Linked DNA regions of Mus musculus: all the other regions are linked to region 1. The links are chromatin contacts, found by Hi-C or POLR2A ChIA-PET in ENCODE. All regions are on one chromosome and are shown on one strand. Each heading gives the region's core, a stretch centred on a gene start or an enhancer-like site at or near the end of the contact. The rest is flanking DNA. Distances are from core to core; before and after follow the strand shown. Region 1 overlaps Fmnl3 (formin-like 3). Region 2 holds the start of Fmnl3 (formin-like 3). Region 3 holds the start of Tmbim6 (transmembrane BAX inhibitor motif containing 6).

Region 1 (4,724 bases), core at 1,571-4,070:
ATTAGCTGTTTTCTTCTACCATGACTTAGGCTTTCCCCGAGCTGGCAGCAAGGTCCTGAGGTCCAGGTTCTCACCAGAAAAGGCCTGTTCCTTAGGCTCTGCACTCAGCATTGAACTTGGAGAACAGCAGCCGTTTGGTGCTCAAGTGCTCTACTAGATAAGTTCTGTCCTTTCTAGGTGACATCATTTCAGTTTTTCTCGGGGTCCTTCATTTGTTTTTAGGTCCTGTTTCCTAGCATACTCCTAGACCCCTTTATGCGTTTCTTCCCCTGAGCTCTTCAGAGCGCTTCTTTGTGGAGGCCTTTGGAGGACCAGAATGCCAAGGGGTTTGCTGAGTTTCCTCGTGGGTAGACCTGAGTAGTGCTCTCTGTGGAAAGGTGTTGAGAGGTCACCCTGCTGAGAACTTCATTTGGTTGCTGGGCTCCATTTCCTGGGCAAAGAGCAGATAGGGTGTACTTGCTCTGAGCGTCAGCAACACAGCAAAACTAGTTGAGCCGCAGCTACAGAGTTTAGAGCCACAAAAACTAGATTCTTTGAGGCAAAGCTCCCTCCCTGTGGCTTTCCTGTCAGTTAGCCAATCACGTATTTGCTTTAGGTACTAATCACAGCTCTGTAGTCCTGCATCTTAGCAAGTGGTAGACTCTTAAAATAGCTTCTGACATAAAGCACTTTAGGTGTTAGAGAGCACTGAGCGGAAGAGGAGACTACAGCCGCAGTTAGGACATGCGTAAGGATCGTCAAGGAAGGGAACTTAGGGTTTGGATGGTGCCAAGGGACAACTAGAGGCTGAGTTCCCTCAAATTGAGCAGTGTAGGCATCCTCCTTCCTTAGCACCCTCCATGAACATTGTGTTTCTGTGTGCATACATGTGCGTTTTCCTTTCAGGAAAGATTTCAAGTAAAGAATCCTCCCCACACCTATATCCAGAAACTCCAGAGCTTCTTGGACCCCAATGTAACACGGAAGGTAAAGTACAAGACAGAAAGTCCCTGTTTAGGCACAGACCTTTTGCCTTGACATTGATTCTTGATTAATGGGAGTTGAATATCCGGGCTTTGAGGTCTAAAGTGACTGTCCAGAGCTAGAGGGAAGCCTGTAATTGCACTCCCTGTGTTTTCTTCTCTGCCTCCTTTATTTATAGTATAAAATTGGATAGCTGGGTATGGTAGTGTATGGCTGTGATACACTTAGAAGACTGAGGCAAGAGGATTGTGGGTTCCAGACTAACCTGAGCTACATCGCAAGATGCTGCATACATCCTCCTCAAACATAGACAGGGTTGAGAAAGAGGTTAGAGAGATGACTCAGCAGTTAAAAGACCATGCTGTTTTCCCAGAGGAGCCAGCCTCAGTTCCTAACATCCACAGCGTCTTACAACTCTTGTAACTGCAGTTCCCAGAACTCCAGTGTTGTCTTCTGGCCCCTTTAGGCAGTGCATGCACACGGTCCATAGACATGCAGGCAGGCAAAGCACTCATACACAAAAATATAAATAAATAAAATCGAGAGGGGGCAGGCGTGGTGGTGCATGACTTTCATCGAAGCACTCAGGAGGCAGAGGCAGGGAGCTCTCTGAGTGTGAGGCCAACCTGATCTACACAGTGAGTTCCAGGACAGCCAAGGCTACACAGAGAAACCCTGCCTTAGAAAAAAAGAAAAAAAAGGAAAAGAAAGATGGTTGGCAGGGAATGCCCATCAAGTGACAGAGGCTCCCTGTTTACAGAAGTTCCGGAGGAGAGTGCAGGAGTCCACTAAAGTCCTACGGGAGCTGGAGATCTCACTTCGCACCAATCACATTGGGTAAGTCAGGTTTGTCATCTGCTCTCCCTGACACCAGACACTGCCTCCCACACAGGTTTGGGTCCCCTTTTTTGGTTTATCCTTCCGGCCATGAATAGCATCTGGCTCCACAGAGCTTTAGACGTGCCATTTCTGGCTTTTCTGCCCTTCTGTACTGCCAGCTGCTGACCGGTTACTTCTGGCAAGCTTGGGGCCTCTCTTGGGGTCCTGTGGCTTTGACTGGAAGACATTCCCATAGCAGCTGAGACCAGAGTCTGCCTGTGGTCTGGTACTGGGCCAAGAAAGGCCTGGCAAAGGTTGGGACGTGAGATGTATTATATTGAACAATGAAATTAGTTACTAATTGGTGACTAGTTAGATTTTTTGGTATAGAGATTACTTATTTGTTTGAAAGAAAATAATCTTTGTACATGAGCAGAAGAGGCTTCCTAAAGCACTGGAGGTGTAAGACAGGATCAGGCGTTGGCTGTCTCCCGTGCTCACAGATCCTATTGCTGCCAGTGCGCTGAGTGGGCCCCAGGGTCTGTGCAAGACTTTCAGCCTGATCAGGGAACCAGGGGTTGCTGAGGAAGCTAAGGGCTGATGCTGAGGCTCAGGGAGAGTACAGCGCCTCTGTCCCATGAAGCTGTTCCAGCAAGAGTAAGAAACAACTGGAAAGAGTGGCCACACAGAAGGGACAGTGAACTAAGACCGCAGCACTTCAGGTAGGGGTGCCTCAGTGAGAGCAGTGAAGGGTGAAGTGGGTTTCTGGGTAGATGCCAGCCTGCGTCCCTGAGCTTTCTGAGAGTAAGGTGGAAAGAGCCACTGACATCACCAGCTTTTCCTCTTTTGTCAAGCGCAGCCTACGTGTCTGCCCCAGGCCTGATGTGCCTGGACCCCTTTAGAGGGAGAGGACATCTGTATGTAGCCAGCTGCAACAGCACTCAGAAGGGAAGCAGCACAGGAGAGGACAGGAAAGGGACCCTTCCTGGTGTTGGGAGCTGCGCTGTGGTAGCCAAAGCATGGCTTCCACACTACAGTCATCTGTGACCCAGACATGGAAAGCCACCAAGAAAGGTGTGGCCAAACCCTGCTGTCCCCACTCCCACCCTTAAGAATCTCACAGAAGGAAAACTAGGAGAGTGCATCACTTAGGCTTTGTGTGTGGTTGAGAGTGACACTGTGGCAGTCCTGAGCACCCCGGGCCTCTCTCAGGCCTTGCCGTCTTCTCTAAGTCCTGCTGTAACTGGTGGGAGGATGGGGGGTCTGCTCTCCTTGGCAGAGGAGCACAAAGAAACAGTCCCCTGTGGTTAGCACAGTTCCAGGCCCCAGGGCTTCTTAGCATTGGCTCACAAGTTTGAGGTCTAGACCCAGCCCTTGGTTCCCAGGGAAGAGTTAAGCCCGTGCCATCTAATCTGAGGCTTCTCTGGGTAGTTCTATGAGGAGACAGGATCCTTCTCTTCAGGAAGCTTGTCAGGCTAGTCAGGGGTGGAAGGAGGCCAGGACCAAGTGAGAAGGGGATCCTGCTTTGCTTACAGCCAGATGGACGGGGTCCTGCAGGAGTGAGGCCCGCGGTGTATGGGGTCTCTTGCTCTGGGCTGAGGCTGCCTGAGTAGGATTCCAGGGCCCTCTAGCTCTTGTGGTTTGTATTGGTTTTCTGCCTTGTCAAAGTGCCCTTTAACCTCCCCTCAAAGTGTCAGGATCCCTAAAATAGCAGTGTAGACTCAGACAGGAAATGAGAAGGGGGTGGGGAGCTGGAGAGCAGACAGACAGGAAATGGGAGGCCTGTCGGCCCCCAGAGAGGAAGCTAACTTGAGGCAGCTCCAGTGTCAGCTTCAGCTGGAGCTTTGCTGGCAAATCAGCCAAGCCTGGTGCTCTAGCGCCAGCCTCTCAGCTGCGGGTGTGGCTAGCCAGGATGGAGCTGGTGTTCCAGCTGTGGGGTAGACACAGCCCTGCAGGGCAGTTTGGACACAGCTGGACTATGTAGTTCCATGGACATTTCAGGAGGACTAGAGTACTCAGGAGAACAAGGCTTCCATCCTGAGGGGTTTAATGTCTCTGCACTGAAATAGACCTGTCACAACCCCCCACCAATTCTAAGGGAGTTTGCTCTTCACTTTTATTCCAGAGTTAGCATAGGCCAAAGGGAAAGCAAAAATGCCCCAGGTCATTGTCCTCCTGTCTGCTCACCTGCCTGCCTTTCCACATTGCCATCTTCCTGGGAGAGCCATGACTGGAGCGTGTATGTTCCCTAAGCTTTTTTGGTTCTGCCGGACCCACTCCAGCCGAACACAGAACTCTCACAACCATCTTTGCTCATTGCTTCTCAAAATTGAACTCAGCGGTGAGCCCTCTGGCCCTGTAAGGCTCTCTTTGAGATTTATGGCACTAGGGACTTGCAGGCTTTTCCAGGCCCAGCTCTGTGAGTGGTGAATGCTCTGGATGCCTCCCCAATTCCTCCAGCACATGGTGGAAAAGGACTTCATGCCTAGCATTGTATCAGATCAAAGGGACACAGGAAATAATGGGGTTATAACCTGGCCCAAGAGGAGAGACTGGCTAGAATCTCATCTGGCTGAAGCCCATTTGTGATGTATTCTCCTGCCTCTGGGAAGTCCAGGCTGGCAGCATGACCACATAGGGGCCTGTCATAGGTTATGGTTTTCAGGATTTTCTCAGCCTGATAGTAGGTTCCAGTAGCATGCAAGAGAGCAAATTTATTGAGGGCTAGATTGCTGGGTCAGAGCCTCCACCAAACCAAGCCAGTTTGCACACTACATCCACTGTGTTTGCTGTATCTGCAGGTGGGTGAGGGAGTTTCTCAATGATGAGAACAAAGGCCTGGACGTGCTGGTGGATTACCTGTCATTTGCCCAGTGTTCTGTCATGTAAGTACCACAGGGCAAAGGTTGGGGACTCACTGGGAAGCAGACAGTCCCCATCTA
Region 2 (4,865 bases), core at 1,363-3,862, 37 kb before region 1:
AGCATGGTTCTGAGTGAGCAGGGTGTTTACAGTGAACATGATCGTGATCTCCTGGTGAGCTCCAGAAGATCCTTAGAGCATGGAAGTCGGGAGGTTAAGCATGAGCAACCAACAGCAAAATGCTGGTGACTAAGAGACCACACAGGGATGGAGGCTGGCTTCTGGGCACCCGACCAGTTCCCTCGCATGGTCCTTGAGCACCCATGATAAGCGAAGAGTGATTTCTTTCCCTTCTTGAGTTATCGATTTTTGTTCAGTATGAGTCTACAGTTTTATCATCATGTCTCTGCTCTGGAAGTCTCTGTTGAGGGAATCAGGAAAGGGGCTGGAGAGGTGGCTCAGCAGTTAAGAGGCTCTGCTGTTCAGAGGACCTGGCTCACAACCGCCTGTAACTCCAGTTCCATGGGATCTAACAGACACGAGCACATAAAGACAAAGTTTCTTTATTTTTCTTTCTTTCTTTATTTTGGTTTTTTGAGACATGGTTTCTCTGTATAGTCCTGGCTGTCCTGGAACTCACTCTGTAGACCAGGCTGGCCTCGAACTCAGAAATCCACCTGCCTCTGCCTCCCAAGTACTGGGATTAAAGGCGTGCACCACCACAGTTTATTTTTAAAGTTGGGCAAGTATATGTTTAGGATCGTGGAGAAGGAAAAGAGGAAGCTATATGTTTGGCTGATTTGTCAATATTAGAAGAGGTACCACACAGGGATGAAGAAGGCACGCTTCCCGTCAAATTTCTATTTATGCTCCATGTTACTTGAGTATTCATGATAAACAAGTGTGCTCTTTTTGCTCACATATGTATCTTCAATGCTCAGAAAAGCATCTGACATATAATAATCTTTTCAAAAAAGCGTTTGTTGAATGAATGACTAAAACATTTGGGTGACAACTTGAGCGGTTGGATCTGGTTTCCAGTCATCTGGAGTCTGTGTTACCCTCGCAGCTGTTCTCCATGTACTAGCTTCATTCTCAGGCAGGTTGGGCTTGACGTGATGGCAAGGTAAGCAAGAATAGCTGTAGGTTTATGGGTTAACAATTCTCAAGCTCCAGGAACAGAGAGCCTCTTTCCTGACTCTTCCTTTACAGCCTTGACTAGTCCTACAGTCTCTAACATTGGGCAGTCTTGGGCCAAGTCCTGCTCCTTGATAGGAGCAAAGTCCAGCTGCACTTCAGCCAAAAACAGAATCTAGTGGTTCTCTAAAAGAGAACTTCTCTATCACCAGAAGAAGAGGGATAAAGGCTGACAGAAATGACAGAAGCCCATCACCTTGTTAGTAATGACAAGCCAGAGCAGAGTTGTTCTCCTATTTTCATACCAGTTGATAAGGTCTTATTCTAAATGCCTCTTTCACCTGTCTCTGTCTGTCAGGAAGAAGCCTTTCCCCTCCCTGGATGTCTGTGTCAAATATATCTCCCTCCCGAGTCTCTTTTGGATGGAATCCCATCCTTCCTAAAGCCAAGTCCAGGGAAGGGCATGCATGACCTCTCCAGAAAGCAGGCATTGCCACAGTGTGGCGTGCAGCAGAGTCTAGTGGTGAGCCAGCAGTCTTCGGTTCCATCAGAGCTGGAGGGCTGTGAGCAGCGGAAGGACCTAACAGATCGCTTTCTACCAAATCCAAGGCATTTACTTCCACAGTCTAACCTCTGTTCTCTGATATGCTGTTTGTATGGTTTACTGTTTGCATTGTACAGGAACTTGAGACCTGGAGAAGTCTGTGTAAGGCTCCAGAAAAAGAGATACCATCCTTGGATAATAAAATCCTCTGTGAGCCAGGCCGAAATGGACATTAGGTCACAGCAATCACCTTTTTAAAAACGTGCATTTTCTAGGTGTTTTTCCTACGTATCACACGTGTGAAGGTGTCGCGGATCCTTTGGAAATGGGAGTTACAGACAGTTGTGAGCAGCTCTGTAGTTGCTTGGAATGGAACTCAGGTCCTCCAGAGGGACAGCCATTGCTCTTAACAGCAGAGCCATCTCCAGCCCTCACAGGAATAATTTCAATCATTCTTTTTTTTTTTTTTTTTTTTTTTTGGTTTTTCGAGACAGGGTTTCTCTGTATAGTCCTGGCTGTCCTGGAACTCACTTTGTAGACCAGGCTGGCCTCGAACTCAGAAATCCACCTGCCTCTGCCTCCCAAGTGCTGGGATTAAAGGCGTGCGCCACCACGCCCGGCTAATTTCAATCATTCTTTCAAGCGCAAATTTCTCCCTCCAGTCGACAAAAGCTCAGAAGGTGGTGGTGTGACTTCTCCGGGGTTATATACATGGCTCTCACGATAAGTTGCTTTTTTTCTGAGACAGTCTTGCTATGTAGCTCAGGCTGGTCTCCAATCAAGCAGTCCTTCAGCCGCAGCCTCTCCAGTGCTGGAATGAACAGACCTGAGTCACAGATGGTGGTCTCCCTAGTGTTCCCAGTTAACTTTGCAGTCCGCGCTCTGTGGCTACATCCTCCAACAAACACAGCGATTGGATGCCCACCAAGGGCCACCAGGGCGCGCTCGCAGCCAGGCGCGAGGCCGCCGAGGGCGGGAGGCTCTGTGATTGGGAGGCGCGGCTGTCAGTTAGGCGCGGGCGGGGCGGTGGGCGGTGGGCGTGGCCTGCATGAATAAGGCGCGCTTCAGCGCGTCGAGCGCTTCGCCGCCGCCCGCCGGACTGCGAGGCGCCCCCTGAGGGGCGGAGGAATCGGGCCTGGGGAGCGGGCGCTGAGGGAGGAGCCAGGTCGGAGCGGCTGAGGGCCCTGGCGAGGAGGTGGAGGGCTGAGGCCCGGAGGAGGCCCCGCCGCGATGGGCAACCTGGAGAGCACCGACGGTGGCCCGGGCGAGCCGCCCTCCGTCCCGCTGCTGCTGCCGCCCGGCAAGACGCCGATGCCCGAGCCGTGCGAGCTGGAAGAGAGATTCGCCCTAGTGCTGGTGAGACCGGCGCTGCTGCCTTCCCGCCGCCCCCACAGCCCCCGCCGGGTCCCGCCCACCCCCGCAGCCCCGTCAACGCCTGGCCCGGCCGGCAGCTCGGAGCGGCCCGTCGGGGGTCGGGGAGGAGGGGTCCCCAAGCCCGGGACCTGCCCGAGGTCCAGACTCCTCCCTCCCCACTTCCCTCAGACTTCCCGGTCCGCTGCCGGAATTCCATTCCCGGGACCTCGCTGGTGGGACGGTTTCGGAAGCTGTTGGGTCCCCAGCCAAAATCAGGCATTTTTCCTCCTTCATGAGAGCGGGTCTCGCGTTCAGACCAGATGTTTCGGGGAGGAAAAGGGGGGATTGGAGAAGGGGCTGGCTGCCCATGGGGGTGGGGGGTGGGATAAGAAGCGATGCCATTCTACTTATTTCAGGACCGCCTGCAGGCATCCTGCTAAGTTATAGTGGATTTGCCTAGGCTGAACATGTGGATAAGCCATTTGACTAGACAGTTTTTTCCCCCCAATTGAAACAATACACAAACCATCCCGCCTGGTTTTTTATCCTCCCTCGTTTCATGTTAAACTTTGGTGACTGGTTCGTGTACCGTTGCTTGTGGTTCTTTGTAGTCCTTCTGTGGTTTCAAAAGGGATGGTTTCTAAAGACGAACTGATTCTCCTTTGCCCTGGGGCTTGGACGTTGATGTGAGTGACTCTGAATAGAGAGGTTAGTAGCAGGTATCACTGAGAGGAAGCTGGACCATGTTCAACATGAAGCTTTAAAAAAAAAATGAACATAACGCTAACAGATAAATCTGAAAAACTTGGGGAAATAGCTTTCACTTCTTCCCCCAAAGAGCTATTAGGAGATAGTAATAATTCTGGTGTATTGTTGGTACGGTCTGAAGGACTGACTTTGCCCGTGAGGAGGGATAAGTTGTAGACTTAGCAGCCTTATTGGATTTCATCTGCCTTGGAAGAGGGAGATTAGATCTGTTGGCAGCAGTGGAGCTGTCTAGAGATCCTGGCCTCTGCAATGTGGGGAGCCTCACATCATCATCTCAATGGCACCAACTTGGACTCAGAGAGAGTCCAGGATGTTCCACAGAGGTGTGTCAGGGGAAGCAAGAAAGGATGGCCCCTGGCAGGCGCTTAATATCAGGGCACACCCGGAGGGGATCAATTATGACCTTCAGCTGCCCCAAGGAAGAAGGAGGAAAAAAAAAAAATCAGTATGCTTGCACACCTGTGATGTATCTGCACCACCTCCATAGAGTCCCTGGTTTAAGGCACAGGGCTGGGTTAGGACTCCTGGAATCAATGTTCTGTGTAAATCACCTCAAGCTCTCCAAGCTCTGCCTAGGTCTTTGTGGATCAGATCATGTGTCTGTACCAGAAAGCCAGGAGTCTGTGGTCTTGACTCAGCGGTGATACAACTTTCCCAGTCAGAGTGTTTTCCGGAGGAGTGTAGGGGGTGGGGCTCTGTAAATACAGTGGGGTTTGGAAAACCTTCATCTGACAGGAGCAGGCATATCCTGTGACCAGGTGTATAGCATAGGATAATTGCCTTCCTCAGATTTCTGCACCTCAAACTCCTTTTGGGGAATACAGGTGATCTCAGATCTGAGTCACTGTTGAGATAAACTTCAGTTAACATTTACTGAGCATACAGTGCGCAGCAGACTCTGCCAAATCTTTGATTTCGACGCTCATGAAATCTGTAGCACAGTCCCGGGTGGGAAGCGCTGTCATTACCAACATTGTAGGAGAGTGGAGCTGGAGGGATTCAGTAGTAACTTAGTGACAACCACCTGAACAGAGGCTGAGGGAAAGTTGAAAGTCCATATCCTAAACCAGAGACCAGAATCTCGCTCTGTACCCCCTGGCTTTTCCCTAAAGCAATCGGTTACATTGGAGCTGACAAAGTGGGAACAGAAGAGGCAACAAAGGAGCAGCTTGTAGCTTACAGA
Region 3 (4,303 bases), core at 743-3,242, 59 kb before region 1:
AGTCGCACATGAAAGGTTTTTCTCTTTCTTAAAGGGAGTGTAACAGTGGTAACAGACCCAGATCTGGAGTTTCAAATCCTGCCTTTTCTACCACATAACTGTGAGAAAATAGTTTTATTCAATCTCACTCCTCTCTTTAACTCTAACATATGATTAATACCAGTTCTACTGACAATAACAAACACGTAGATGGCTCCACTGCAGGGTGCTAACCCGACAGTAGTACTGATCTGACCAACATCACAAAGTTAAAGCGGGGGGGGGGGGGGGGGGGGGGGGGGGGGGGGCCAGAACCGAACCAGCTTCAGGTCTCCTGACCTTTCCATTTCACCCACAACAGGAAAACACACTTTCAATAAGGCAGTTCCCTAACTCCGCAGCACATATGTCGGTTCCTCCCACAATGTATTTTTTAGCATTTCTACCAAGACCACGAATTTTATCTGTAACAAGGAGGAAAAACTGGAAAGGCTAAGTATCCGAATTAATGTCTCCCCTTCCTAGTCGTTAGGAAAGCAGGGCTTCATTCAGATGGACAGAGGGAGAGCAGGACCCAGGGGCGCAACCTGATTTCCCCATGATGAATAATGGAAGTGGAAAAGTGGATCTAAGTTACAGGCTGTGTTTCTCAAGGACTCCAGACACTCTCTACTAGGGGAAAACTGAGGGGAATCTAAATGTCCACTTGTTCAAGTCAAAGCAGAAAACAAATTAGACAATAAAGAAACACCAAAGAAAATAAATGTAGCAACTACTGACTTAAGTGTGTTAGCAGAAGGCATGAAAACGTGATTGGGCAATTCAGGGACTTCCTGAATCATACCTCTCTCTTAAGATACCCATACAGCCACAAGGTAAACCACATACAAATATTAATAAGTAACTACAAAGTCTGGCATTGACCTTCAGCCTTCAAATTCCTGTCTGTGTTTCAGGCAGTCAGCTCGTCCGAAGTGTTACACATTCACAGGTAGTTTGTGTAACTGGAGAGTCTCAAGTTCAAAGTGGTTTTGTTGTTTGGCCAACACAAGCCTGGTTGGACAGGCAAAGCAACCTGGCCTGGCACCAGACAACTTGTTTTTGTTTTTGTTGTTTAAAAAAAAAGAAAAGGAAAGAAACGAAGGCAGGCAAGCCAAAGCCTACTTATCAGTCAGTCCAAGAAAAACAGTACCCATCGCCGCCCTTCCGGGGCAGACTCTGGAACTCACCCAGGGTTCAGGACGAAGCAATCAAGGCCACCTCACCTGTCCAGAGGCAACCAATCAGATCAGAGTGGGGCTGCTCCGTGGGCCTGGGGAGCCAGGCTAAGCCCGGGGCTTCTCACCTCGGCCTCTACCATTGGCTTCTAAGTAACTAAGGAATCTCGAGTGTCATAAAGAAGTGTGACATCACCTGGCCCGCCGTGACAGGGCAGCCTTATAACCAGGCCTACCTCAAGTCCCCAACCCCGACGGCTCACCCAGGCGAGGCAGAGGAACCCGAGAAGGAACAGCCGAGAGGCGATCGCAGGGTGGGGCGGGGTGACCACAACGACACAGCTTTCTCTTTCGTTTACCTCAAAGTCAGGGGTGGGGGACCCGTCCCGAATTCAAGCCCTGAACTCGGCTGAGGGTGGAAGGGACGCAAGCGAGGGTCGCTAAGAGGCCTGCCTTCGCCACAGACACAGGTCCAACTGCCCGGGAGACCCCGCAGACTCGCCCCCGCCGGCGCTGCTGCGCATGCGCGGCATTAGTTCCTCCGCGTCCCTCCCCGCCCAGCTTTCCTTCGATCTCGACGCAGAACAGGCCGGGTTGCCTAAGGAGCTGATCCGTCCGAAAACGGAAGCTACTACCCTCTCCCGCGCTTGCTCCCTCCCTATCCCTCACTCCGGGTTTGCCCGATCCTAGTTTCGCACGTACCTTCTCAGCCCACCTCTCCGGAGCTTCCCTGCTCTGCTAAAACCGGATGTGCTCTGAGTCTCCGGGGGTTGGCGCTGGAAGTCTACCCACACCCGCCCCCTAGGGAAACCCCGCCCTCAGACCTGCCCAGGCGAGTTCTCATTGGCCCCCGGCTGCACTGCTCCTGTCCGTTATCTGCACGTTCATAAACAGCAGCCGCTTTCGTCAGAGTCATTGGCTAATACCCCTGTCAATCAAGACTGTAGCCACCAACCCGCACCTTAGCAATAGGCCTCCGCCTTCTTCCCCCTACATAGGAAGGATGGACGTCGGGCTTCAGACCCATGGAGTAGGAAAAGTGAAATGGGGCGTGTCAGGCTTAGACCGTTGTCATGTGAGACCACCCACCCATGACACTAAAATGTCCCAAGATGCTGGTTTTAAGCCTCTCATGGGATGGTAATGAAGGAAAGCGAGGCAGCTCTCCCTGGGATCTCTGTTTTGTTTTTTGAGACAGGGTTTCTCTGTCCTGGCCTTCCTGGAACTCACTCTGTAGACCAGTCTCTTAAGTGCTGGGATTAAAGACATACGCCACCGACACCCGGCTTTCTCGAGACCTTTTAACATTGAATATAATGGCGCTTACGCTTCAGAGCACCTTTGAAGGGCCAGCCATTCTACAGGGACCCAGGGACCCCAGCCTGGAGGGTCTGAGGCTACCCGGTAGCTCAGGAGCCCCAAGCAAACTGGCTACAGAGACCACAACCACCTGCATGGAAGTGAGTGGTTTTTGGTAGTTACCCAAGGCCCTGCAAGTCAGGTGTAACGGCCTCAAAGACCTGGTCTTGCAATCCTAACCAGCTCTTTAGAGACCTGGCCAAGGGCGGTCAAAGAGCAGGTGGTTCCCTGGCTCGCCACGTCCCTTAGGGCGTGTTCCCTAGTTGGAGCATAACCTAGTTGGAAGGAGCTGTGAAGCTAATTTTAAAAGAGAGAAAAAAACCAAAAACCAGGAGCCTTTATTTTCTTATTTTTATTTTTTGTGGCCTATGCTTTTAAAAATCAATTTCACAACTCATTAGTACTGTCTGAAATCACAAGTATAGAATGGGTTCCAGCTGGATCCTGGGTAGTTGAGGGCTGCATGCTGAATTAGGGCCCTGAAGGACTCCAGAGTGAGGCAGCCTGAGGAGTGTGTAGAGGAAAGGTGGAAGACCATCTGAGCCTCTCAGTTCTGCTTCCAGCAAAGCCCTTAGGGCTGACCATGGTTTGGGCCAAGGTAACTTTTACCTACTACACACTCAGGAGGTAGAGGCGAGCAGATCGCTGGTCTGAGAGCAGCCTGGTCTATAGAACGAGTTCCAGAACAGCCAGAAATACCCAGAGAAAGCACGGAGAAACGGGGTTGGGGGTTGGGCAGATCAGAGACAGAGACACTAGAGACAGAGAGGAGGAGGAGGGGATCGAATGGGAGGAGGTGGAGGTGGAGGTGGAGGTGGAGATGGAGATGGGGGGGGGGGGGACCAAGTAAGCCTGCACTCTGGAGGTGGAGGCTAGAGGATCTGAAGTTTCTGGACAGTCTGAACTAAGGACATCGTTTTTGATTAGTTTTTCCCAACTGGGAACTCTTGCACAGGTTATGCTCCAACTGGGGAACTAAGGGAGGTGGGGAGTGGGGAACCACCTTATGTAAGTTAAAATTAACACGTTTTAAAAAACCTGCCAGGTATTGGCATAGGCCCTTAAACCCAGTATTTAGGAGAGGGAGGGAGGCAGGTCTCTGAGTATGAGGCCCTTTTGGTCTGTATGGTGTGAGGCTCTGTCTCAAAAAAAAAAAAAAAAAAAAAAAAAAAAAAAACCGTAAGAGAAAATGAAATAAAAGGGAAAAGAGATGGTTCAGCAGTTGAAAGCACTGATTACTCTTCCAGAAAAACTGAGTTCAATTCCCAGCATCTGCTTGATAACTCAACTATCTGTAACTGCAGTTCAGGGGATCCAACATCCCTCACACAGACATACACGCAGTGATCATCTTGGCATTTCTGCTTCCTTTAAACCACAGACATATTATAAGACTGTGTTTTATTTTAGTCCCAGGTGTGGGGTATGGGGCTGCTTTAGACTGTCCACAGCATCTGACTAGGATTTACCTCCTGCTCTGGCAGGATCATGATTTTGCCAGCTGCAGATAGTTTTTACAAATTGTGTGACATTTGGAATTCTGAGGACTTTTCAGAGGACATAAAAATGCCAGAGCCTTGAAAGGTGGGGTGGGTTGTTATTTGTTGTTGGTTGGGGTTTGTTAAGTAGTCATTACCAAAGAAGAAAGGAGAAGAAATTAGATAATCTTGACAGCGAAGATCAAACTTGTCCCCAGAAACTCGACCCCCCCTAATCAGCAGGAAGTAGTCTAGCGATAACATGGCCTC

The links. A loop is a pair of places that touch in the nucleus more often than their neighbours do. ChIA-PET counts read pairs that join two places held with the same protein, here RNA polymerase II (POLR2A).
Region 2: a loop to region 1 is called in a map of heart, with 5 times the contacts of the local background. The contact joins the promoter of Fmnl3 here to the enhancer-like site in region 1. A Hi-C loop is called at or near these places in 30 of 37 maps with a recorded cell type or tissue (CH12.LX, CH12F3, ES-E14 and 13 more). POLR2A ChIA-PET finds 5 or more read pairs at or near these places in 2 of 5 experiments (Patski and embryonic stem cell).
Region 3: POLR2A ChIA-PET joins it to region 1 with 13 read pairs in Patski. The contact joins the promoter of Tmbim6 here to the enhancer-like site in region 1. POLR2A ChIA-PET finds 5 or more read pairs at or near these places in 2 of 5 experiments (Patski and embryonic stem cell).

The regions. Positions count from the first base shown.
Region 1 is chr15:99,331,930-99,336,653 of GRCm38, reverse strand. It overlaps Fmnl3 (formin-like 3), which reads left to right. Exons shown (of 27, transcript NM_011711.2): 3 at 886-966; 4 at 1,724-1,800; 5 at 4,584-4,667. Among named protein-coding and RNA genes, the nearest start is that of Gm22951, 34 kb to the left of the region's middle. Within about 2 kb of position 2,820, at least 2 of the 3 ENCODE cell types and tissues checked have a DNase peak (open chromatin) inside an H3K27ac peak, as active enhancers do; they include gastrocnemius and heart, where a contact is called at or near this core.
Region 2 is chr15:99,368,229-99,373,093 of GRCm38, reverse strand. Fmnl3 (formin-like 3) reads left to right here and starts at 2,612. Exons shown (of 27, transcript NM_011711.2): 1 at 2,612-2,917. The coding sequence starts at 2,792.
Region 3 is chr15:99,390,636-99,394,938 of GRCm38, reverse strand. It overlaps Tmbim6 (transmembrane BAX inhibitor motif containing 6), which reads right to left and starts at 1,992. Exons shown (of 10, transcript NM_026669.4): 1 at 1,899-1,992.